Linked DNA regions of Mus musculus: regions 1 and 2 are each linked to region 3. A link is a loop called in an ENCODE intact Hi-C map of the cell type or tissue named here. Cell type or tissue: heart. All regions are shown on one strand.

Region 1 (8,000 bases), 93 kb before region 3:
TGGGGGGGGGGGTACTGGGGGGGGAGGCAGGGAGGAACACCCTTGATATTCTGCTTCTAAACTCCTCTGGCAAATCGAGGAAGATGACTGATGATCAAGGACCTGAGAAATCCCGAGGCTTCTCAAGAGTTGTTCTCTGGGGCTTGGGGCCACTGTACATGAGAGTATGGTGTCCAAAGACTACACAAGGCATGAGTAAAGGTCTTCCAGATCTCTGCCTCCATGGCAGACAACCCTTCTATCTTAAATATACCAAAGATCAAGGTCCAACTCTCTTGACTCCCAAACCACTGGTAACTGACAAATCTACTTGAGGGACAAATCTGTAAGGGAAGGTCAGTTGGTCATATATCAGATGTCTGTCAAACAGTCATGGGAAAAAGGATTGCAGTGGTGGAGGCCAGATGTTGGCATGGGGTGAGAATCAGAACTGGGTGTGGAAAAGAATTCCCGGGTTTGGGGAGGGGGAAGGTTCTGCCAAAGAGGTTTTATTGACCATTTTTCAAAAGAAAAAGAAATTGAGGTTGATAAATGGAGGCCTGTCATTGTTGTTATTGTTGTTGTTATTGTTGTTGTTCCAGAAGCCCTTATGAGCTATTGTAGGTTATTCTCAGTATTAGGAAAACCCCTGAATAGCTAGAGGATGCTATGTAGGGCAGCAGAAAGGAATGGAGTATTCCCAGAGATTGGCAGTGTCTATTAAAACAGTGCTTGGGACTGTGGTGTGGCCAGGGTGAATGGGCATGAGTGTGGTGGCAAGAGCCAGGCTCACTGGCTCCCAACAGTCAGTTCTCAGAGGTAGGACTTGGTAAGGCTCCTAAATGATGAGGCCTGTCTGTGCAGTGTGCTCTAGGTTCCTAGCTTTGTGAGCTGTCACCCATACTGGAGAGGGCTTTGGCGATGCAGTCGTCTTTGAGTCATTTTTGCTCCTGGAACTAACTCTTCACCCATAGTCCTTTAAATAACCCCAATAAATCTCATCTGCTCACGAAGTTGTAATTCAGCGGCACTCTTACTTGGTATGCTTTAGATTCAATGTTTAGAAGATATAGAACAAATGAAGACATTTGTTCATTTCTTCCTTGCAAGAGAGTCTGACAACAAGCCAAGGCACAAGATCCAACTCACCTGTAGCACCTGTACCCTAGATGACTTTAAAAATTCATATCTGTTTCCTGTATGGCTGCTTTCCATTTGATATCAAACAATGCCACCATTATTATACATTTTTTGCTTAATAGATTGAGAAAATATACTGAATATTTATGGCTGGAGGGGATACCTGCCTGAATTTCAGTTTTTGGCAGGTTTTGTAAGCCTCTGGCTCCCTCTCACCATTTCAACCACATGTAATAATGTCTTTTTTGTGCCACAAACCAGGCACACAGTGTCACTAAGGTTGGCATGAGGTGCTTTGGAATAAAGTGTCACTGGGAAAGGAAGAAGAGGAAGAAGACAGGCCAAAGTTAATTTAAATGAAAGACTAGAAATAAACAATGCATTGTAATAAATAAATAGTGCTTTAATTCTGAAAAGCAATAGTTGCAAAATGTTTATATTTATAGTTTGGTATATTCACATATATATTGATCTTAAAAGCTATTATCAGTTCTTTTGCATATTTATTATTTCTAAGCCAGATAACACAATGCTTAAAGCACAGAAGCAAACCTTCACCATATTTCTTCAGCCTCTGCTACACTTTTTAATGTTTGGATAAAATAATTCCAGAATATCAGGGGGAAGATGGCAAGAGGTATGGTCTCATGTACCATGTTTAGTTTTCTATTCCAACAGCTTTGAATGACATTCCACCTGGTTCAGTGCCCCGATATATACATATACATATAGGCATGTGTGTATGTATGTGTATAGGTATATGGCTTAGTATATGGTATATGCACATGTGTATGTATACGTATGTGCATGTGTATATATAAATGTATATATATATGTATACACACACACACTCATGAATGTGCAGTACCTTCCTTCAAACAGGTGACTCAGCATCTTGCAGCCACTCTCTGCCACCTCAGGCGCATGGGCATGCTTCTGCATCAATTCCAAGACATTCAGGTATACTCCTTTTGCCAGCAGGATTTTCCTGAAATTAACTATAAGGTGTTTTTCAAGTTACTTATAGTAATGAAAGCTCACAATTGCAAGAACACATATAACATATTTCATTAGCCACTTAAAGATCATTAATAGTCACCTATATCTTACAAATAGATGACATCCTCTGATTTTCATATTTATTAATTCTTTATTGAAGTTTCCAGTTAATTTTTTTATTTACAGAGTAGACAGGTATTAGTGTGATTAATACATTAAATCCCATAAGAAAGAAGTGCTCTGTAGAACAATGTATGCAAACAGCACTCTTCAGTTAGGATGAAAATTAAATGATCGTCTAATCTTGGAATCTCACAAAATGGCTAGGAAGCACAAGTATGCTAGACATCAGTGCATGGATGCAAGCCATTCCTCCATTGGTGATGGGAGCCAGGGGCAGGCCTGAGGAGAAGGACCGCAGGTGTGTGGAGGCATATCGCTCACTGGTGACAGGCCAGTGGAATGGCCTGGTCTGGGATGCTCTGAACTACTTTGTACATCTCAGTGGGCTGCATGATTTATTCACGAATCTCATCTCGATCTAACTATGCAGAAATGGCATTGCTCAATAATGGGAAACATGACAGGGAGAAGGGCGGTCGTCGTGAAGTCCCTTCAGAGCGTACAGGACATTTTCACGTCTCCCTACCTACTTGTAGAAGTTTGTTGCCTTTATCGGCTCTATTTTAGCAAAAGGTTATCTGCATTCAAAGACAAATCACAAAACGCAAACTCCTACAGTAGTCACCTTTAGTGAGTGCTCATTCATGCTTGTATGTCCTCTGGTTCAAAGATCAAACCCTCCTTCTCAGCTCGACCTTTGTCTTGGCTAACTCATGCATCACATTCCTTAGTTAGTCTTCTTGTCCATCTTCCCCATTAGAATTTGACACCACTAGCCTAAAATTTTTATGTAACTGTCGTACCACAAGGGTGTAGATTGTATGGAATCTAGTACATGATACGAACTCAGAACATGGTAGCTCAATTCATGCAACTGCTTAACTAAATGAGAAAATTATCACAAAAGGTATTTGGGCCTGAGCCTTCAAATCGCCATGGTGCCAAGACACCATTTTTTTCCCTCTCCATCCCCTCCTCCTCCTTATTCCTCTTCCTCTTTAATTTCTCTTTGAGATTTAGTAGCTCAGGTTGGCCCTGAATACAATTCTTCCTGCTTTAGCTGGAGTGCTGAGATTGCTGGCCTGTGTCACCATTCCTGTCTAAGAGCCCAGTTCTCCTTTCTGCCAACCCAATCCTGATTTAAAAAAAACAAAAACAAAAACAAAAACCCTTCCCATCCCTTCAGTCTTCATAGTCACTGCCTCAAGTTGCTTGCAGTGTGAATTTGGTGGTGGAGCTAAATAAGGAAGCCACTGAACATCTTACTACTCTCTTATACCAGGAAGCCCAGGATGTGCAAAGGCATCTAAGCACATCTAGCAGAGAGCCGGGAACAAAGGTGGGGGAGCATGAAGGGAGGGCAGGGACTGATTCCAAACAGATGCCAAGCTGACTCACAAGGTCATTGTCCCACAAAGGCCATAACAAAAGCAACCCCAAGTCACAAAATCTTAACGACTGATGGAGGGACCTAACAGAGTCTCCTCATAGTTAAGACCCACAGCCTCACCACACTATTGCTGCCTGGCAGCAAGCTTCCTCTCCCCTGGGGAGCTATACACAATGCTCCTTGGCTGCAATGCAATCCCTGCCCAGACCTCCATAGCTACACGACACATCCTGTGATGACTCAGCCCTGGGACAGGCCCTGTCATCACTCAAGGCCTGGCTATTCCAAGCCTCTGTGTGATGTGCCCGATTCACTCTTAGCCGATTAACTTTGTTCTTTAACAATTTCACACATGTACGCAATACATTTGATGAGGTTCTGCTTTTATTAAAATGCCATCAGAGAGAAGGAACAGCCTGCAGGAGGCGTGTCTTCCTCACTAGCCTGGCCTTGCCACAAAAATCTGGTGGTGCTTACGTTGTTGTGTCTCAGATCAATCTTCCTTTTTTTTTTTTTAATGTTTCACTGCCTAAAAATATCACATAAGAGCTGCCAAGTCCCCCTGCCTGATGCCAGACAAGTTTTCCTGGCAAAACTTCCTGTTTATGGGGTCAGGAATCTGAAGCAGTTTGAGCCAGGACCTTAAAGCTTAAGGGACCTCCTAAGGTATAAGAGGGATTATACATAAAAAAATCATTTTCAAAAAATCGTAAATATAAAACATTTCATTCTGGACAATTTTACCAGTTTTGAAACAGTGAATAGCCCATCAAACATTAGCACTCCTGTAAAATTTATTTAAGAAGAATAAATAAATATGTACAGGAAAATGCAGGCAATCTTTTTTAGAGAAAAAGACCTGATGAGAACTCTAAAAATTCCCATGGTATGTAAGCTAAAAGTCAATCAACAGAAACTGGTTCCTAAAATAGGTTATAGATATATAGGAAAGCTACACAGTTATTAAAATTGTAATGACAATAATAATAAATACATTTATTAATATAAGGATGGAAGCAAAACATGCATTTAAAGTAGATACAATGTTACAATTTCTGTAAGTTTGCATCATACATGGCTGCATTTAAAATGGATACAATGTTCCAGTTTCTGCAAGTATGTATCACATATGCCATAAATGAGCAGAAGTCCTGAGGAACATACACCTATTATATATTTTTTTATCCTTTATATACATACATACACACTTCAGCTAGCCCCATCTACATATCTGAATTTTTCAGAATTTATAGCTTTTATAAGAAAACAACATAACGTTGTTCCTCCTTATTAAAAAACACAGTATTCCCCTTACCATTTTGTTCCAAGAGAGTGGACAGAGCATGTGCAGCTGCTTGGAAGACATCTTTGGAAGAAGAGTGCATCAGCATAGACAGCATCACTTCCCTGTGCGCAGGGAACCTTTGAAAAAGCCAACCACATCTCAGTTCGCAGCCTCCGGCCCCAATGCTCACTTTCGCTGCCTGTGAACGCTAACAGCACAGGCAGTGGAAGCCACACTCTATGCCATCTCCACTTACAATAGAAGCTTATGCCAAACAATGCTATTGGCAGAGGTTAGATTCAAGTGTGTCCAACACTAACACTTCTGTTTCTTCAGAAGCCTGTAAGCCTTATGGAGGACGCATGGCTTTGTAAACATGTAAGGAGGGATAGGCAGCTACAAAGTTGCTATGGTGCAAATCACACAGGGTGAACATGAAAACAGAGTTAAAACCAGGGAAGGATGGGCCGAACAACAGCACAGGATTTCTTCTCACTTCTCACAGCAAGAGACAAAGAAAAATACATACATTGATCATTTCTGGAGTTTTCCATTTAGTGTTTTGGACTATATTTTACTGTGAGTAAATGAAAATAGACAACAAGAAATTGTGCCTAAGAATGCCATTGTAGAATGCCTACAACCAAAGCGTGACTCTTGCAAGCCTTATAAATGCCGTACAAATACTAACATACTAAGTACACAAAACAAAGGACTAAAATGCACAATAGGGGTTGTCAGTCATAAAGCAGGATGAGAGAAAGGCATCAGCAGATGAGCCACATCTCAAACAGAAGACAATCTTGAGGTACCAGGAAGAAAAATGTAAAAGGAGGGAAGGGGAAAATGGCAAGAAGAGCGATTTAAGTGGGGAAAAGAAACAAAAACAAAGCAGACGTAAGAGGCAGAGGGGATAAATGTGCTTTCCTTTTAATAACATATTTCCTGGAGAGATCTCCGGGTACTGAGGACTATGTGTGCTGTGATCTAAGCTGTGTATAAGTTGCACTCCTGAATCTGCCCAAACACAAGCTCCTGAAAAGTTGCTCACTCGGGATAATTCGGTTTTTGGCTTATCTCAGTTTTCAAGAGTCACTATCTCTTCTCCAAATGGGAGTTTTTAAGTAGAGTCTGCTTCCCCGAGTCTCTCTTTTCCAGCAGAGGGCCATTATGCAAATAGGAATACATAGCAGTCCACACTGCTGCCTGGTGGGACCTGCCAGAGTAGGTTTCTAACCTGACACAGGCAACCAGCTGGTTGGTGGCCCAGAACCAGTGGGTCTGTGAATGTGCTTGGCTGGAATGAATTAACTATGCATCTGTACCTGGTCAGCCAGAAAACTGAGGGTTGATTTCCCAGGATTCACAGAGAAGTGAATGATTCATGATGCCAAATCCCTCAGTAGAGATGAAAATGGTCTATATTTCAGTAGGAATTAAAACACTTTATACCACACCAGGCCTGTCACACCTTAAAAGCCACACCTTCAAAGCCTGTCTTGTGGGAAAACTAGACAAAATTATAGACCCATCACTAACATACAACAGCGCTAAAGCCTAAATTCTGACAAGAAAATCTAGCAATGGCAGTTTCTACGCACTGGCTGAAACAGAACCGGGTTTTCTATCATAACACCTAGAGATACTTACTGGCCATCTTCATCTCCGATCTTCTCATGCAAACTGTTCTGGTACATAAGGAGGTTATTTAGTGCCCAGCAGGCAGCCTCCTAGATCAGGAAGGAAGAAGAAAACTGTATCAAAATAGCAATGGTGAGAAAGCCTGATCTTACGCCAGTGATTAACTGTGTGTCCGACCTGCACGTGTTTGTCCTTTCGATGGCGCACCAGGGCTTTATAGCAGGGTTCCAGCCAGAAAAGCTTCTCACTGTCTTCCTCTTCGCTCTGCTCTTGAGTCTCACTTCTTTCCTCCAAGTCTTGGTTTAAGAAAATAGTCTCAGCTAAAAGGAAAAAAAAAAAGGTATATATAACCACCAAGTGCTGGGTTTCAATGCTCTCAACAGACTATCCTTTACAAACTACCCTTCACTAATCATGAAGCCACTTTTAATATTTTCCACATGCATAACTGCTGCCTCGTCATGTGAGGAGGTGGGTGCCCACCACCCTAGGTGATTTAGAGAAGGATTATCTGAAGTGATTGCCTGGTTCTTGATATATCACACGAACAGGGAGATGCCAACACTTGGTGCTCCAAGAGCATCTTTCCGACTGGAAGAAGGTCCTTTAACCCTCAACACTTAAAAGGAGAAAAAGATGTTCCTGGTTGGCCAGGGGACTTACTGAGGAGTGCTAAACAGCTGAGTGCAGAGATCTGTAAGGCTGCGTTCTCAGGATACTGTCGGACCGCTTTCACCACAAAGACATGCACTTCGTTCAACACCAGGATGTTGAAAAAGTTACCTAAAGTAAAGTGAGACACTCTGTAAACTCTAACCCAAGCAAACTAAGATGCATTTACTTATGTAGCAGTGCTTAAATCAATAAATCTATCTAATAGCATGAGAGTACATATTAAATCAGTAAATCGCTCTTTACAACATAGTGGTGTACATTAAATGCAAGAGACTTTTTGAAACTCTGGTTCCTACCATTGTCTGTCTTATTAGACTTTGCTGGCTGAGTAAGACCAGAGATCTATCTGCTTACGTCAGTTCTAACTCCTCAAATTATCACGCAGAAATAACTGGGCATCTCCTGTACATGGCACTATCGTATTCCTAGTTGTCACAATGCTCTCAAGGTCAGCCTCTTACACAACTGTGTCCTTCTTGAAATGCAACCTGCAAACATCTCACCCTGTAAAGATACGGACCAGCATGTGACCACTACATTTCCTGGGAAATACTTTGTTGCTTTGCTATTGTTCTAATTATAATTCCAGGTAAATTCTTTTACATATATTTTCAACTGAGACTAGAGGCAAAAATTGGTACACACCTCTGGGGTACTATCTACTGTTTCGATGTAATACAACGTTTAAGTCAGCGAATATCTATCTGCATCTCCTCATATTTATTCTTCTGGCAGTGGAAATGCCACACTCCTTTCTTCCATCTTCCT
Region 2 (8,000 bases), 63 kb before region 3:
AAAGTCCAGAATCCCAAATGCCGTGTTGGATGATGCTCACAAGAAACCTTAACATACATGTCTGACGAGGAACTCCTTGCCTTCACCAAGGCATTCTCATTTGGTGCTTCTAGCTAATTGGATTGCAAGAACTATGGAAGGGTGCTCAGACTACTTTCACCAATTATGTGAAGAGATTTAAAAGAAGATATTACTTTCAATTAGAGATGCTAAAAATCTCAGTAGAGAAAGAATCCTTTCTATAACCCTTTGATAAGACCAACGGCAATATAGCCATTGTATTTGCTCATAGTATTTGTGCCAAACCATTGGACTTTGCTTGCTCACACAAAAATCTTAGTAAGTCCAGAACTAAATGATGGAGATTTTGAAGACTCGAACATATTTGAGCCCTAGCTTTATTACAAGTATCCACAGGGACTACTCATTTTAACTAAATCAATATGAAGGAAAGACTCTGGTCAACTTTCTTCAAGTGCAATCAAATGTCAGTAAGAACCAATTAACATATGAGACAATCATCTATAAGATGGATCACAGGGCCCCCAATGGAGAAGCTAGAGAAAGCACCCAAGGAGCTGAAGGGGTCTTGCAACCCTATAGGTGAAACAACAATATGAACTAACCAGTACCCCCAGAACTACTGTCTCTAGCTGCATATGTAGCAGAAGATGGCCTAGTCGCCCATCACTGGGAAGAGAGGCCCCTTGGTATTGCAAACTTTATATGCCCCAGTACAGGGGAATGCCAGGGCCAAGAAGAAGGAGTGGGTGGGTAGGGGAGCAGGGTTGAGGGAGGGTATAGGGAACTTTCGGGGTAGCATTTGAAATGTATATAAAGAAAATATCTAATAAAGAACCGCAAAGAGAAAAAACAATTAACATAATATGCATAAAGCCCTTGCAAATAAACACATATAAAACACTGAAAGTACTGACTTTATTCTGCTAAATTATCAAACCAGAGGCTGTTCCTTTCCAATAGACTTTGCAGCTGCCCACTCCACAAGCTGGTAACAATATCTTAACCACTGCAGTTACTTGGGCATTTTCTAAAATCAAGAACTAGAATGTCTTGGTTGACTGGGTAGCTTACTGGTAGAGAGCTTGTCCGGTAGATGCAAATCCCTGTGTTTAATTCCCAGCACCAAAAATGCAGTGGAGGAGGAGGAGGGTGGAAAGAAGGAGGAGAAAATGGAGGAGGAGGAGAAGGAGAAGGAGGAAGAGAGAATGAAGAAGAAAAAGGGAGTGGAGTAGAAATGGATAAGGGGAATGAAAGAGGAAAGTTAGGGGGGAGACAGGGAAGAGAAAATTACAGTGTTTGGGGATATAGATCAGTAATCAAAGTAATTCCATTAGCAGATTTAAAGTCACAGATCTTGTCAGCACAGAGAAAGAAGGAGGAGAGACAGAGACAGAGCAAAGACAGACAGACACAAAAGGAAGAGATGAAAGGAGAAAGAGGTAAGCAATGGCTATATTCCAGATTCCCCTGGGCTCTCAGGTCTACCACTCCCTTCTGTGTTCAGTTGATTGAAAATCAGGGTCCAGTTTTTCCCAGTGGTACCAAGCAGGCGTGAGACTACCAAGTCTAGGTCTTGGCAGTGTAGGCAGCCAGAATTAGACACTTTTGAATATAAAGCAAGAAGGGTGATGTAGGTGGAGAACAGAAAGCACCTTCAAAATGATTCATATTCCGTGGGTAAAATTCAGACTCTTGGTGCTAAAAAGTACAGTATCTTTATCATACCTCCATCTTCCTCTTGATTTTTGTCTGATAACAACCTGAAAATGACTAGTCAGATAGGAAAGTTTCACAATTGGAAAAATAAAAATATTTACTGCAGATAAAAGTATGCTTTTCTAAAAGAAAATTAGAGCCAGGTATGGTGACATATACCTATAATTATAGCACTGGGGAGCCAGAGGCAGGAAAATGGCAAGTTCTAAGTAGTCTGGGTTATACTGTGAGAACTTGACAGGGTGGGAACAGAGGGAGAAAGAGGAGGAGGCAGGAGAGGAGGAGGAGGAGGAGGAGGAGAGAGAGAGAGAGAGAGAGAGAGAGAGAGAGAGAGAGAGAGAGAGAGAGAACTTGGAGACTAAGAAAAGTTTAGTCTCTAGAATGACTATGAAGGAGTATTCTATTCTTCCCGTGCCTCCAGAGTTCCCCGACAAATAACTCTCAGTATTTGGATGACAAAACTGATTTCAGTTCCCCAGATCGCAAACCTCTAAAGGAAGTTAGCACCTTCAGAAGTAATTCTGTCCTGACTGAAAGCCATTCTTACTTATCCGAGTCTGCTTTAAAATCACAGTTAATTACATAGCCTACTTCTGGACTTCCTGTGACACAGATCCAGACAGAAGTTCTACTTTTGTATCCACTTTGTATGATAACAGCCGCAAAGTAGAAATGTAAACACGGCAGGCGAGGGGGCATTCGGGAAACATCACTTTCTTTAGATACTGGGTGATATACACTGCAGGAAGAATCCTTGAAATGTGTCTTCTAATTTAAAAGTATAAAAGCAAACTGACCCTAGACTTGACTGTTTTATTACTGTTTTTTTAATTACCCTCCCTTGCTGGAAATATTCACTGCACTGCTCTACCAGAAACTCGCTGTATATTAAGGAGCATTCTTAGAATAGTTTGAAAGGTTAACGGACTCACCTTGCCAATAAGAGCCCTGTTTTCATTTTGCTGCTACCACCACCCAGATAATGTCAAAGGTGCTTCTCCTCTGCCAACATTTGACAAGATTTCCCCTCTTAAAGCAAATCTCAAGACCCCGGGACATAAGGCCTATCACAGAACAGTCTTCAGGAACAGATGGGAAGGCCCGCTTACCTGCTGTACACTGGCAACTCTCATGTAGGAGTCCAGGACAATCAACAGAGGCACGTGGAAATTTTTATCTTCAAATAACTTGGAGGCTGGAAAAGAAGGGGGCAAATGGGGGATGAAAACAAAGTCACAAACCACGGCATCCTGGCATCCTTTCAATCTTCCAGGGATCTCAGCTCCTTCCTCCCTGAAGGAAAGGAGTGGGGTGCCCAAGATTAAGACTCAAGTGCAGGATAAAGTTTGCAGAGGAGGGAGGGGCTGCAGGCATTACCGCGGTCCGAGTAGGTGAACACCAGCATGTCCTCCAGGAGCTGAAGCAACGTCTCGATCTGCTTGCCTTCCTGGACATTATTCAGCCTGACTATCAACTTCTTCAGAGCCTCCTCCTCCTCTTCCTCTTCGCAGCCCTGACAGGCGCCACTGGCCATGGTGCAGCCGGCGGGGACTGCGGCGAGCTGGGACGGCTCCTGCTCTCAGAGCTGCTCGGCCGCCTCCGCTGCAGGCCCAGCCCTCGGTCCCCAGCCGCGCCCAGACGGTGACGGCGACCGCCCCTGCCCAGTCTCAGCCCGGCCTGCCCAGCCGCATCGCGCCGCTGGGAACTCCGCCGGGGAAAAGCGAAAGCCGCCACCCCGCCACTAAGAATAGCAAAGGGGCGTTGGGAAAGGAGGACACCGCCCAGTTGGCCCCTTTCAGGAAAGCGGTTTCTTTTAAGAGTTCCCCCTATAGGGAGAGGAGTAATTTGCTCCCCAAAGAATGCAGCGTTTAACAATCAAAATCGGCCAGCTACATGGGCTTTAGGAGTTGTTTGCTTGTTGGTTATCCTGAGCTCTGGTTGTGGTTGCCAAAAGGCCTCTCTCTGTTTTGAGTTTGCAGGCAGGATCTGGGAGCTCTGATTCAGCTCTCAAGGATGGAACTCACAGCAGAGTCAGTGAAGCTAAGGTTGGAAGAAACAGTCTTTAAACGGCATTCTTGGTCTGAACTAGTTATTAGTACTGCTGCCCGGGCCTCTAAAGTTAAAAGGGGTATTCTGAAAGCCGGGGCAACTGCTAATTCCAGCACCTGGGAGGTGAAGACAAGAACCAAAGAAATCGGAGGCCATCCTTGCTTCATACAAGTTCAAGGCCAGCCTGGGCTATAAGAGCCTACCTAGAAAGAAGGAATGGGGGGAGGGGAGAAAGGGAAGGGAAAAGGAGAGGGAGGAAGAAGTAGAGGAAGAAGAGAGAGGGAGAGAGCAGGGGGAGAGGGGGAGGGGGAAGGAGAAGAGGTAAATGAAGAGTTGAAGCAGGAGAAGAAAGGGGAGGGGGCGGGGGAGAAGGGGACAGATCTGCAAGGCACAGTGCTAAAGCATCCCTGTGAAGAAGATGTTGCATCCCAAGAAGAAAGCAAAAGAAAATGCTCACGTAGTAAGGTTTTTCAAGAAGAGAAGTCTCTGGTACAGTGCTGTAGTCAAGGCTTGGATGTTCTATGGTCTCAGATGACCCAACCTCAAGGTTATTTACCCCGAAGGAGAATTAGAGCAGTTAATTTATTTCCTGGCTTCTAGTTCGTTAACATTCTGATAACAATTCACAAACGGATGAGGAGTTCTTTCCTGTCTGAGGAAATGTCTTTGGGATGGGTAAGAGGTGGAGGGGTTTGAGAGGCGGGTTGAGAGCCAAGACACAACTGAAGGTCAGGCTGAAAGTTTGTCCACACTCTGCACTTTCAGCAGAACAAGAAAGCAAGTTTCCATCAGCTTGGGTACTCACTGAGTGCTTCTTGTTGCCAAGGGTTTTCACCTTTGCGTGGTAGTAAAGTGCTAATATTTGCAAGGCTAGAATAGTTAGGATTTGCTTCCAAGTAACCCACGATTGAAGGGTGGGGTCAAAACGGGAAGAATTAGACATGAAATGAACTGGGAATTGTGGAAGGTAAGAGATGAATTCCTGGGGCATTGCTCCTCTCTGTGTGTAATTTTCCATAATGACAAAACTCTCAGCTGATGACATATATGAGACCTATATTACCTCTTCTATGCGCTTTCATGACATGAGGACCTCAGATTTTCTTTTCTTTTTTCCCCCGTATTTTATTTACTTCTTGTTAAAACACACACACACACACACACACACACACACACACACACACACACACACCAAAAACCTTGCCAGAAATTGAGACTTATGTCCCTTCAAAAGAAAATTCTAAGTGACACCGTGTTTCCAAAGTCCCCTTGTAGGACTATCATCCACCTGTAGGACTCCATACTCAGCAGGGCACCAAACAGGGTGTACTTTGAGCTCTCTGCTGGAAACATTTGCCAGAAGCCAGTACACCTTAGGGCAAAGTGTCCTTGAGTTTTAAATGTGATGAATTGATTGACTAAATTTCCAAGACTCATTAACTTCCCAGTTAACGAGAATGAAGATGATGGCTGCAGACAGAAGTTCATAACTAAGTAGTCAAAGAATAGTAAAATAACACTCAATGTTTACCTAACTTCTGAGGAAGAAAGAAATAAAACTGACATGGCCAACCACAGCAAACACCAAAACAAATTACAGATGGGTTAAAAAGCAAATAAAAAATAATTAGGAGGCACTGGATAGTAAACGTTATTTAGCCCAGCATTAAAAGCAAACGCAGTGACAGAAGACACACAACATTAACATTTGTGATTCATTAAAACTCAGATATTCTGCCATCAGAAGAAAGAAAAAGTAAACAAAAGGAAAATGGTAAATGGCTGGGGCTTTCATATGGAAGAACCAATTAACTTGAAGAGTTTTTAATATGTCACTGGAGAGACAGCAGCACCCCAACAGGCATTTCGAGGAAAATGTAAGTTTACTGTAAATGAGCAGGAAGTCTAAGAAAACTATGCTCATCTCTATAAAGAATATGCTCAGGAAGATGAGTCCAATTGTGTGTGTGAATCAACAATGAGAAAAAGAATGGGGATAAGTCTAAACATACAGATATACAAAACTTTTGCAAAGAAATGATCAAACTCATAAAACACACAAATAAATGAGAAAAATAATAGGAGTAATAAATAGGAAGATTTAATATAAAAAGATACTGTCTCTTAACAGTAACAAAAATATAACATGAATCACATCCATCTATAGTGCAGAAGGTCCTAAAGGTTAGAATAGCCCTGGCACTTATGGTAAAAGAATTGTTCAAACAGCCATGATTCAGGGACACAGTATCCTCTGTGTATCTCTTCTCCAGAGGAAGAAACAGTACCACTGGGGTCACCGAGGGGACAGGCCCAGGAAGCACGGTTTATCCAGCTCCTAGTGACTTCCTGTGAATCAGGAACAGGTGTTTTCTTTACTAACAGACACAAAGAGCACACCAAGTTAGATTTCCATATGAGGTGCCACACATTCCATCCTGAAATCCTTACATAAGCTACAGTGTGTACAATAGATGAAGCTTACTTTTATCATCAAATTATTTGGATAAAGAGCCAGGGAAAGAGTAACACAGTATACAGTATTACACAGATGGGAGGATATGTGAGAAATAAGTGTGTGTGTGTGATAATATATATATATATATATATATATATATATATATATAGAGAGAGAGAGAGAGAGAGAACAATATTTAGCATGATAATGTATTATCCCTAATTATTATTCTAATAATATATTCCTAAATATAACCTTCTCAGTCTGTACAATGTTACTTGTATGCATATTTTCTTTTTTTTTTCTATTTATGTTTTTGTATTTTGGTTTTTTTTTTTGAGACAGGGTTTATCTGTGTAGCCCTGGTTGTCCTGGAACTCACTCTGTAGACCAGGCTGGCCTCGAACTCAGAAATCCGCCTGCCTCTGCCTCCCAAGTGCTGGGATTAAAGCTGTGCGCCACCACTGCCTGGTGTATGCATATTTTCGTAGCCGACTATTTGGTACTGGACAACCAATTTTTTTGTGCATCTTCCCCAAGTAAAACTCTTTCTCTTATTTCAGCATTCCTTATTTGCCTATAATTCTTTTTACAGACTTAAGGCCTGTGGTCTTTCCCTCATGTACTTTGTCATTAGACAATGCTGTCTTTGTTCAGGCAGTTTTGTTGATGAGACCTTTTGACTTTACTAGGAGGTACAATCTCACAGCAAAGTCCTTGATCTGGCAACTACAATCTTTCTACTTCTTACACAATGTTCCCTCAGCCTTAGGTTCCAATGTGTTTTATAGATGTATCCATAACAACTAAGATTCATAACTGTACATTTTGATTGTCTGTTGTTTTCTGTAATAGTCCAAATCTGGTACAAAGAGAAGTTTCCTCAATGAGGGGCTGAAAGACTACAGTTACCTGGGAATATGAGGACAAATATTAAGAATGTAGTTAGGGGTCATGCTTGTTTAGTGAAGTAGTGGTTGTATACTCTCCTCCAAAATCCATGGCTTCATTAGCATTGGGTAGTTGGCTCAGTTTCTGGTAACAGGCATGGTTTGCCTCTTGTTGAGTGATTCTTAAATCCAATTAGAGAGTTGTTTACCAAAATGGTGTCCATGCAACTGCGGAAGACTTGGGGTGATCACACCATGCTCATCTCTGTTTAAGTTTATAAGCATCATAAGTAAGAGGGACTGTTGACAACGTCTTTGCACTGGAAGCTTGCATGGCACCTTCTGATACCATATCAGCTAGTCCTGAGAGTGGAGGCATTTATGTCAGTTCCAGGCAGGGGTCTCTGGGTTCTGCCTCTGAAATACATTATCCTCAGCCATAGGAATTCACCTTCCGTATCTTGGGAGAAACCAAGGACAATAGCCATAGCCTTGTGTGTTCTTGGAGTCTCTTGGACAGCATTGTCAGCCTAGACAAAAAACGATTTCATTTGAACTATAAATATATACTTACACACAAACTTATGTGTATAATAGGGTTTCCTTTTTCAGGTAATTAATAAATGGTTCCTTATTACTTCTTCAGATATATTTCTTATTTTACCATGCTTCATCTGTATTTATCTCCCCACTTCCTAATTAAAGCCCTTCTTGTTTTCCACGTCCCCAATCATTTCCTGACATTCCCTCTCTACAGCTTCTGCTCAACCCCTCCCTCAGCAATGGCCCCTTTGCACTTTCCTGGATTCTACAGTTACTCCAGGGTATGTACTTACATCTAGAGATTAGAGGCTAAAAGTCTC
Region 3 (8,000 bases):
ATCTGGCTACAAAGATAGAATGGAGACAGGGGCTTGCTGCTCAAATGATGGATTGCTGTAGGGGCATAGCAGAGCATCCCGCTCTAAGAGAGCAGGGTGCTGAGCATGGGGTATTGCTGAACAATCTGGTCTTCAAGCTTTAAGCAATGAAGCTCATCTTCGTGGGTGTTGGTTTCCTTGGTGCCTACAGAGTCACTTTTAGGGACAAGTGAGACAGTCACATAGTATTTGGAAAAATTTCACCTTACACAGATTATTCATATTAGCAATTATCATTATTCAGTGGTCTAGAAAAATCCTACACTACCAAGTCCCAAGAAGACTTATGTGTCCGTATCTTCAAATATTAGAACATCTGTTGGGACTATAAAGCAAATAAAGTTTTAAACTTTACATTTTATCTAGGTCATACCAGCTATTCAGATTCTTTAGAGTTCTCTCCTGCCTCTCTTTCGGAAGAGTGTCGTAAATTCTTAACAACTTCAGTTGATTGACGACAGTAATCATATATCACACAGTAAAGAAACAGTTTCTATTTTTTCCTGAAACTCATATGTGCCTTCAAGCCAGGGTCTGACTTTTCTCTAAGAGTACAGGGGAAGGACATGACACAAGGAATATGATTGGAACCTCAGGAAGCGCACCTTTAAAGAAAGCCTCCAGTTGGAATTTTTGGGACCTCTTAGGTATAATATCATATCCACTGTAGTTTCAGCTCATCAGGATGCAGAGTTCAAATGACCATGGAGTGCCCAGTCCAAGCATATGTCTACAGCTCTTATACCTAAGCTTTAGGGAACAACCTGGAAGAGGCCAGGAAAACATGACTGTAAAAGGCCAGGAAATCTTTGAGGTTGCAACTTCTAGATATGACAGCTCTACTGGCTGGGGTTTGTGTGTCAACTTGACACAGGCTGGAGTTATCACAGAGAAAGGAACCTTCCTTGAGGAAATGCCTCCATGAGATCCAGCTGAAAGGCATTTTCCCAATTAGTGATCAAGGGGGAGGGCCCATTGTGGGTGGTGCCATCCCTGGGCTGGTAGTCCTGAGTTCTATAAGAAAGCAAGCTGATGGAAAGTTAGTCTTCAGGCAGGTCAAAGAGGGAGGAAAACGTTCTATTAGGATTTATTCAGGAAAGACCTCAGGGGTGTAAAAAGGCCTACCACCATCTTCCCTCCCCTTACCCTGTGACAAACAGGTCTGGCTGCAGTCAGGATGGTGGGCAGATGCAGCTCTGATAGGTCATATGTAAATGTGAACGCAAAGACATCTCTTGCATGCGGCTGCTGGCTGTGGGTAAGGCTGTCCTGGAACTCCTGCAGCTGGCTGGAGAGGGATAGCCATGGCTTACGGGAGGAAGTGGCGCTCCTGGAGCAAGTGTCAAAGCTTTACAGATCCACTGTGCTAACCTTCACGTTAGCAGAAGCTAAATTTTGTGGGTTTTTTAAAAAATAGGGCTATTTGATTTGTGGGATTGGTCACTGACATGGTTTGCCAGCTAGTCCCCTCTCCTTGGCTGCAGCCATGCCTCAGCACTGGGGACCTAACATGCTTGAGATATCCACCACATCACACTTAGGGTTTCTTCAGAAACTATTTAATAATGCCACACATTTTTATAAGGTTAGATTGTTTGTTCGAAACATCTGTTTACATTCCAAATTCCAATAAATTTGTATTGGTATTGGTAGCAGGTCCATTTCTAAATGCAGATTCTATTTTGTTGTTTGGTCTGTGGGAACTTAAAAGGCAAATGTAACTCTTCTCTTGATAGTACGGAGTTGAGTTTATAGATGAAAATAAGCTCTTGGGCCAGTGGCATGGCAGGTATAGATGTTTGCTGCCAAGACTGATGGCATCAATTCAGCCCCAGACCCATGTGGCAGGGGGAGAACCTACTCCGTGAGTTGTCTTCTTCCCACACCTGTGCTGTGGTATGTAAACACATACACAATAAATAGTTTTTAAAATCTTTAAAAAAAAAAAAAAGAAGAAAAGAAAGAAAGCAGAGCAAGCCAGGGGAAGCAAGCCAGTAAGTAACATCCCTCCATGGCCTCTGCATCAGCTCCTGCCTCCAAGTTCCTGCCCTGTGTTAGTTCCTGTCTTGACTTCCTTTGGTGATGAACAGCAACGTGGAAGTGTAAGCTGAATAAACCCTTTCCTCCCCAGCTTGTTTCTTGGTCATGATATTTTGTGCAGGAATACAAACCCTGACTAAGACAACAGGGAAGCTTCATTCTTAAAATCTCAACAATATGGCTGCCCACAAGAGACCTGAATAACACCAGTGCCAGTTGCCATGTCAACATGGATGGGGAAATCTCAGAGGTCCTCACTTATTGATGAATAGCTGTGAGCAATTAGCCACAACTAAGAAAGGGAGTATGCTCTTCTCAGGAAATGAGCCCACTCATTGAAAACAAATGCTCAACCCTAGAAATGTATATATACAAGCAACACTATATAGAGATATATAGATATAGATACATACATATATACATATACATACAGATATACACATATATACATATGTACATATATGTGTACATATAGATTATATAGATATAAATATATAGATATTTGAAAAGAGTCTATAAACTTGATAAGGAAGGAACATAAGAGTTGGAGAGAGAAAGGGAGATGGTGTTACACTTTTTTTTTAAAATCCAAAAAATGAAGAAAGGCCCCAGAGTTAATTTCCACATTTCATCTCTTAGACATCAACAACCATCTAGATGTGCTATCGGGCAGTTTATTTTAACGAGTTTATAGTCATAGCCACAGAAGAGCAAAGATGGGGGGGGGGGGAGGAAACAGAAACGTGGTACTGCCTGTGGGCATGTACATCTCTGTCTTAAACAGGCTCTTTGAAAACTCCTTTTGTGTACTTCTGTCAAACCAGGCTGTGCTTGCCAGTGGTTGCCCACTGACTCTGGATGCCCTAGCCTGCCGCGTCTCTTCCTTGCCTGGTAGTGAAGGTTCATTTATGCAGTCTCAGAAAACAATAAATACAAACAGATCTTCAACCGCCATTTTTCTGGTGCCTATGTGATGTTTCATTTATACGTCTCTCAGGTGCGTGCGTGCGTGCGTGCGTGCACCTGTTTGCTTGTGCGTGCACGCGCACGCGCACTCATACTGTATGAATGTGCGCTTAGAGAAGTTGCAACACAATTCGGTCAGATGTTTCCCACTCCCCCACTCTTATCCTTTCCTCATTCATTGCCTACTGAATCAAGATTTACTTTACACTCAGTTGTCTTTGCTCTTCGGTGCTTCTGAACCATAGCTGCAAAGCCGCTATGGTGTTCACCTGTGAACGTAAGATGACCAGTCCCTTTTTTAGTGAGAACTGAGGCCATGTGTCAGAGACCCCTATTGTGGTGATGAGTCTTGTAAAGAATGCGGCTGGTGGAATTTGACAGTCGGTGGGGGAAGTTGGGGAATGCACACAGATCGAGGAAGTAAAATGTCACAAATAGAAATTCAGGTACAAGAATGACAGCGATAGGAGTCGTTTAGTGGGTGCTTTCTATAACAGTGGCTATGTTGCAAAAAGGGTAGAGAGAAGAATCATTCCGGACCACATGGGTGAGCTTTAAATAACTGTGAAGTGTAATGAGCCAGTTTATCCTTGAGGTAGCAAGAGTACTCATACTCAGAGAGACTGCCAGACTAAAACTGGGGCTGTCAGGGTTGAGGAAAGGGAAAACGGGAGTTTGACGAGTACAGTGCTTAGCAGCACAGAACAGCGCCAGGACAAGGATGACAGCAGAGGCCAGCCACAATATGAAAGGACTTAATGCCACCCAACTGTGTAGTTTGAAATGATATCAGTGGTAAAGTTTTCACTGTGTCCTATAAATTTTACCACAATAAATATATTTATATGAATAAAAGTAGCAAGGGAAGAAACTGATAAGGGCGGTACAGTTGAAAGCTATGAGAAAAAACCGAGAACTTTCCCCCTTAAGTCGTCTAGAGACGTCCAGGAAAATGGTGCCCCCTGGTGGACCTCTTTGAGGCGCAAGAGCAAAATGAATAATCCAAGCTGTCCCTCTGAGAGAGACTTCCTCGCTTCGATAATTGGTGCTTCCACTGTGTGTCTTGATAGCAAAGACCTCAAACATTTCCCACACATTAGGATTCCACCTAAAAGAAGGGTGCGGATATCTTGTGGCAAGATTGCTTTCTCTTTGTTTATCCAATGATGTTAAATAACTATTGATCCATTGGAAAGCAGTGCAAAAGCCAAAGCCCAACAGCTCTTCTGCTCATTGTAGCCAAGGGCGTTTGATTCCCTGTCCTGTCCCAGCAAGAACATCTCTCTACAAGGAGAAGTTTTAGCTGGTGTGCTGGGCAATAGAGGTGTTTTGAGGAGTGGTTTTGTTTCACTGCCCACTTCACTTTGTTCTGTTCTCAGGAGGAATGACATTTTTTTTCTTCCACTCAACAAAATGAAATTGGAGAATATAAATATATATTTGATATTCATAGACTGGTATAATACCCTTACCCGGCATATATTCTTAACACCTGTACTTCAAGTAGCTTTCTCCATGGTTATATAATTGCTCCTCTGTACTAACCTAAATAATTTTGCTCACCTCATTTGGAGGTGGAAATGGAAAATGGTAGGGAAATATTTCAAGGTAATTGAAAGATGAGTTGGAAAGCAAGATTCGACTTTTGATTTTAGATGTTGATTGCAGGTGATTGCCAATTGGCTGAGTGGAAAAATCCTTGCTCTAAGCGGAAATAACCTTTAGTTGGGTTCTTTCAAGGCAACCATGAATTTGTGTGAAAAGTGACATAGGATTGAATGAATGTTCTCACTGTCAGATCGAAAGATTGATTGCACCACCTGCCAGCAGCCTTTGCCTGGCCTCAAAAAGGTTACAGAGGTCTAAAAGTCTCATAAAAAGTACTGTTGAGTCCAAACTGAATCTGTTTACAGCTGAGTCTCTGTCTTACAATCTGGCACCCTGGACTTAGAGTTGCAAGTAGCTGGCTCAGAAATGCTCTGCTGACCATTAACTATTTGCCAATAACATTGTGATGATAGTGCATTAACAAGACATATATTTTCCAATTTTAACTTTATGAGAATTTTAGATTTTGGGGGGCCATAGTTTAATTTTGACAGAAACTTTGTAAAACAGAATAGAGAATTCAGTGTGGACTTAACCTATCTACCCTCTCATTAAAATCTATGTCAAACCTGGGGAAATTGCCAAGCTAATACTGTCACAGCACTCTGAACTTAAGTCCAAAGCTTCTCCAGGTTTCAGCAGTGTTTCCCCTAAGGTTTATTTTCTATCCCAGATCCCAGGACATCGCACCGTATGTACCCATCCTGTCCCCTTAGTCTTGGAGCTTCTCTGTCTTTATCCTTTTTTAAATGATCGTGCCAATTTTGAGAAGTATATCTTCGTAGAAAGTTCAGGAATGTAGTATTATCTGACATTTTGCTACTGGTTGGACTGGAGTTACGGGATGTTGCCTAAAATATTTAAAAGGCAAGGGGTTATTTTACCATATGCACTAAGGAGGTAGGTGACTTCAACATGACTCATTCCTTGGGAGGGTGATAGTAATCTAGGTTAAGGCAATGATGTCTGCTAGATTTGCCAGTATCATTTTTGATTAACCCCCTTACCATTTTTTAAAGGAGACAAATGTGTCAAGTTTGCATGTAAAGCATCAAGGGGCAGTGAGAGTTAAGCCCCATTGGGGGAGAGGCTTATATTTGCATGTGTTATTTGAAATCTTTGTATAGAAAATGTGGCCTACCAGGTGTCACAGCACATACCTGTAATCCCAGCACTTGGGACTGTGTTGAGTTTGAGGCCACCCTATGCCACATAACAAGCTCCCGCCAACTTAGGCTACAGGTCATATCCCTTTCTTAGCGAAAGTTCAAGAGAGGGGAAATCCATCTCTTATCCTATTTATTTATTTATTTACATCGGCACATATTTGTATTATTCAATATTTTATAAAGTAATTTATACCAGCATATGTACAGTTTTAAATTTTGGCTTCTAATCATTATTATTATTTCATTGGCTTTGATCGCTACAGCTTTGGCCACTGGAATTTCTTGTGCATTTGTTTGTTTCCATGGTTTAGGGATCATGTTTGAGCGTTTTCTTACTTCCTGACCCTACTGGTACTCTGGTTCACTTCAGCATCTACATTGCCTCAACACTAAAATTAGTTATTACTGAAAGATGCACCAATTTGCTTTTACTGATGAAAGGCATGTAAATGAGGCCTGTGTACTTACTCTGGGTTTTGCTCTAGTCACATTGGTTTTCAACCTCTGGATTTTATCCCCTTTGGGGGTCGCATGTCAAATATTTACATTACAATTCATAACAGTATCCACATCACAGTTATGAGGTAGCAACAAAATGATTTTATGACTGGAACTGTGTTAAACGTGAACTGTATGAAAGCGTTTCGGAGTGATGAAGGTGGAAAACTGCTGCTCTAAAGTGTCATCTCACCTAAGCGCTCTCAACAGGGAAACTATACCTCTCCACCTACAAGTAGAAGACAGATGGGTGGCTAGATGGATGATTCAGATATGACAGACAGATGCAGACTGACACCTCCCACGCTAATCCACAGGTTTGATTAGAAGAACTAGACTAGAACCTTTGAATGTCATTTGAAAATCTTGACATTTGCTTCCTCCTATTAACGGACTGTTGGCGACAAGCTCCGCACTTGTAAATTGTGACCCCTGCTCAGCTGCTGCTGCGCATAATGATGCTGCAGTATAATTATCTGTCGGTTGAGCAATGTTGTCTGACCTGTGGGTCAAGACGACACTGCTGATTGTTTACCTACGATTTAGCCACCTGTTCTCCATATCCAAACTTTCAGTGCTAATGAAAATGTGAGATTTAACTTAGCCCTCCTCCCTAGACTCTGCACATCATTCTGTTTCTCCTAGGCAAACATACCTTTTCCCTTTACTCTGTCCTCTTTTCCAAATAACATATGCATATGACATCCACGGGTGGAACATCTGTGTTGTACAACCAACAACACAGATGCTATTTCTGCTGATTTTGTTGTTCTGAGACAAGGTCTCCCTATGTATCCCAAGCCGACCTTGAACTCCAAATCCCCATCGCCAGGATTACAGATGTGTGCAACTGCTACCGGTTCTTAGACTCCCTGGTAGGTGGGAAGAGTGAGCGCATATTCAGCTGGACTATTGTCTGATGTGTGAGGTTGAACAGTCTTATCAGTCACAATCTACTTAGAAGTCATCGTTGTTTTCTTGTAAAAAAAAAAAAAAACCAGTCTATTACTGTGACTGTGTGTGTCATGAAATACCAGCCAGTATTATTTATAATATCCCACTAAGATGTTACAAAGCATATTCTAATTTCAAGCTTTGGCAGATGAAAAGAGTAATGGGATTCTTACTATCAGTTTAGGGGTCACGGAGCTATGCAGAAGAAGAAGCAGAATGATTGTAAGTGCTGGAGGTCATGAAGTGATGAAGACACAAGGTTATAGTATCTTCTAGAAATGATGGGACCGACCGACATATGAACTCCCAAAGACTGTGGCACCACGCACAGGAACTGCATAGGTCTAAACCAGATGTTGTTCCAACATTAACACAAGCCGCATCCCTTAAGCCAGAAGCTATTTCAAAGAGTTAGCTAACAAAGAAAAACCTTAGTGTTCCTCGAGGGGAGTCTCACTGGGTATACAAACCACACTTGCCTCTTGGCTCACTCTTGCACAGAGCTGATGCAGTTCATCTTTATTCTCCTTTCTGTCTCTGTGTGTCCTCTCCTTTCCTAGTGTCAGGATTTTGATGACGCAGCCTTTCTGAGAACATAATTATTCGTTCGTGTTTCCCAGTGCACACATGCAAGATTCTTCTCTGCAAGAGGAACTGCCCGGTGTTTGCTTGTTCACATCCTCTGTGCGACTCTGCACTATGATGCACGTGATTGGTCCCTTTACA

Evidence for each region. A loop is a pair of places that touch in the nucleus more often than their neighbours do. Peaks named below come from ENCODE experiments on the same cell type or tissue, not always from the same donor. Only the 100,000 strongest peaks of a DNase experiment are listed, where the experiment ranks them.
Region 1: it touches region 3 in a loop (5-fold over the local background); 6 of 42 quality-filtered maps call a loop at or near these places.
Region 2: a loop joins it to region 3, with 4 times the contacts of the local background. A loop is called at or near these places in 13 of 42 quality-filtered maps.

The regions. Positions count from the first base shown.
Region 1 is chr15:91,699,223-91,707,222 of GRCm38, reverse strand. It overlaps Lrrk2 (leucine-rich repeat kinase 2), which reads right to left. Exons shown (of 51, transcript NM_025730.3): 8 at 7,221-7,340; 9 at 6,735-6,877; 10 at 6,567-6,646; 11 at 4,947-5,053; 12 at 1,988-2,117. Among named protein-coding and RNA genes, the nearest start is that of Lrrk2, 30 kb to the right of the region's middle. In heart, a CTCF peak has its summit at 4,039; a DNase peak (open chromatin) is centred at 3,872; H3K27ac peaks cover 851 bases.
Region 2 is chr15:91,668,555-91,676,554 of GRCm38, reverse strand. It overlaps Lrrk2 (leucine-rich repeat kinase 2), which reads right to left and starts at 3,331. Exons shown (of 51, transcript NM_025730.3): 1 at 3,118-3,331; 2 at 2,850-2,935. The coding sequence starts at 3,274. In heart, a CTCF peak has its summit at 3,561; a DNase peak (open chromatin) is centred at 3,414; H3K4me3 peaks cover 1,785 bases; H3K27ac peaks cover 1,684 bases.
Region 3 is chr15:91,605,923-91,613,922 of GRCm38, reverse strand. No RefSeq gene overlaps it. Among named protein-coding and RNA genes, the nearest start is that of Slc2a13, 37 kb to the right of the region's middle. In heart, a CTCF peak has its summit at 4,017 (motif pointing left); no DNase peak of the experiment used is centred here.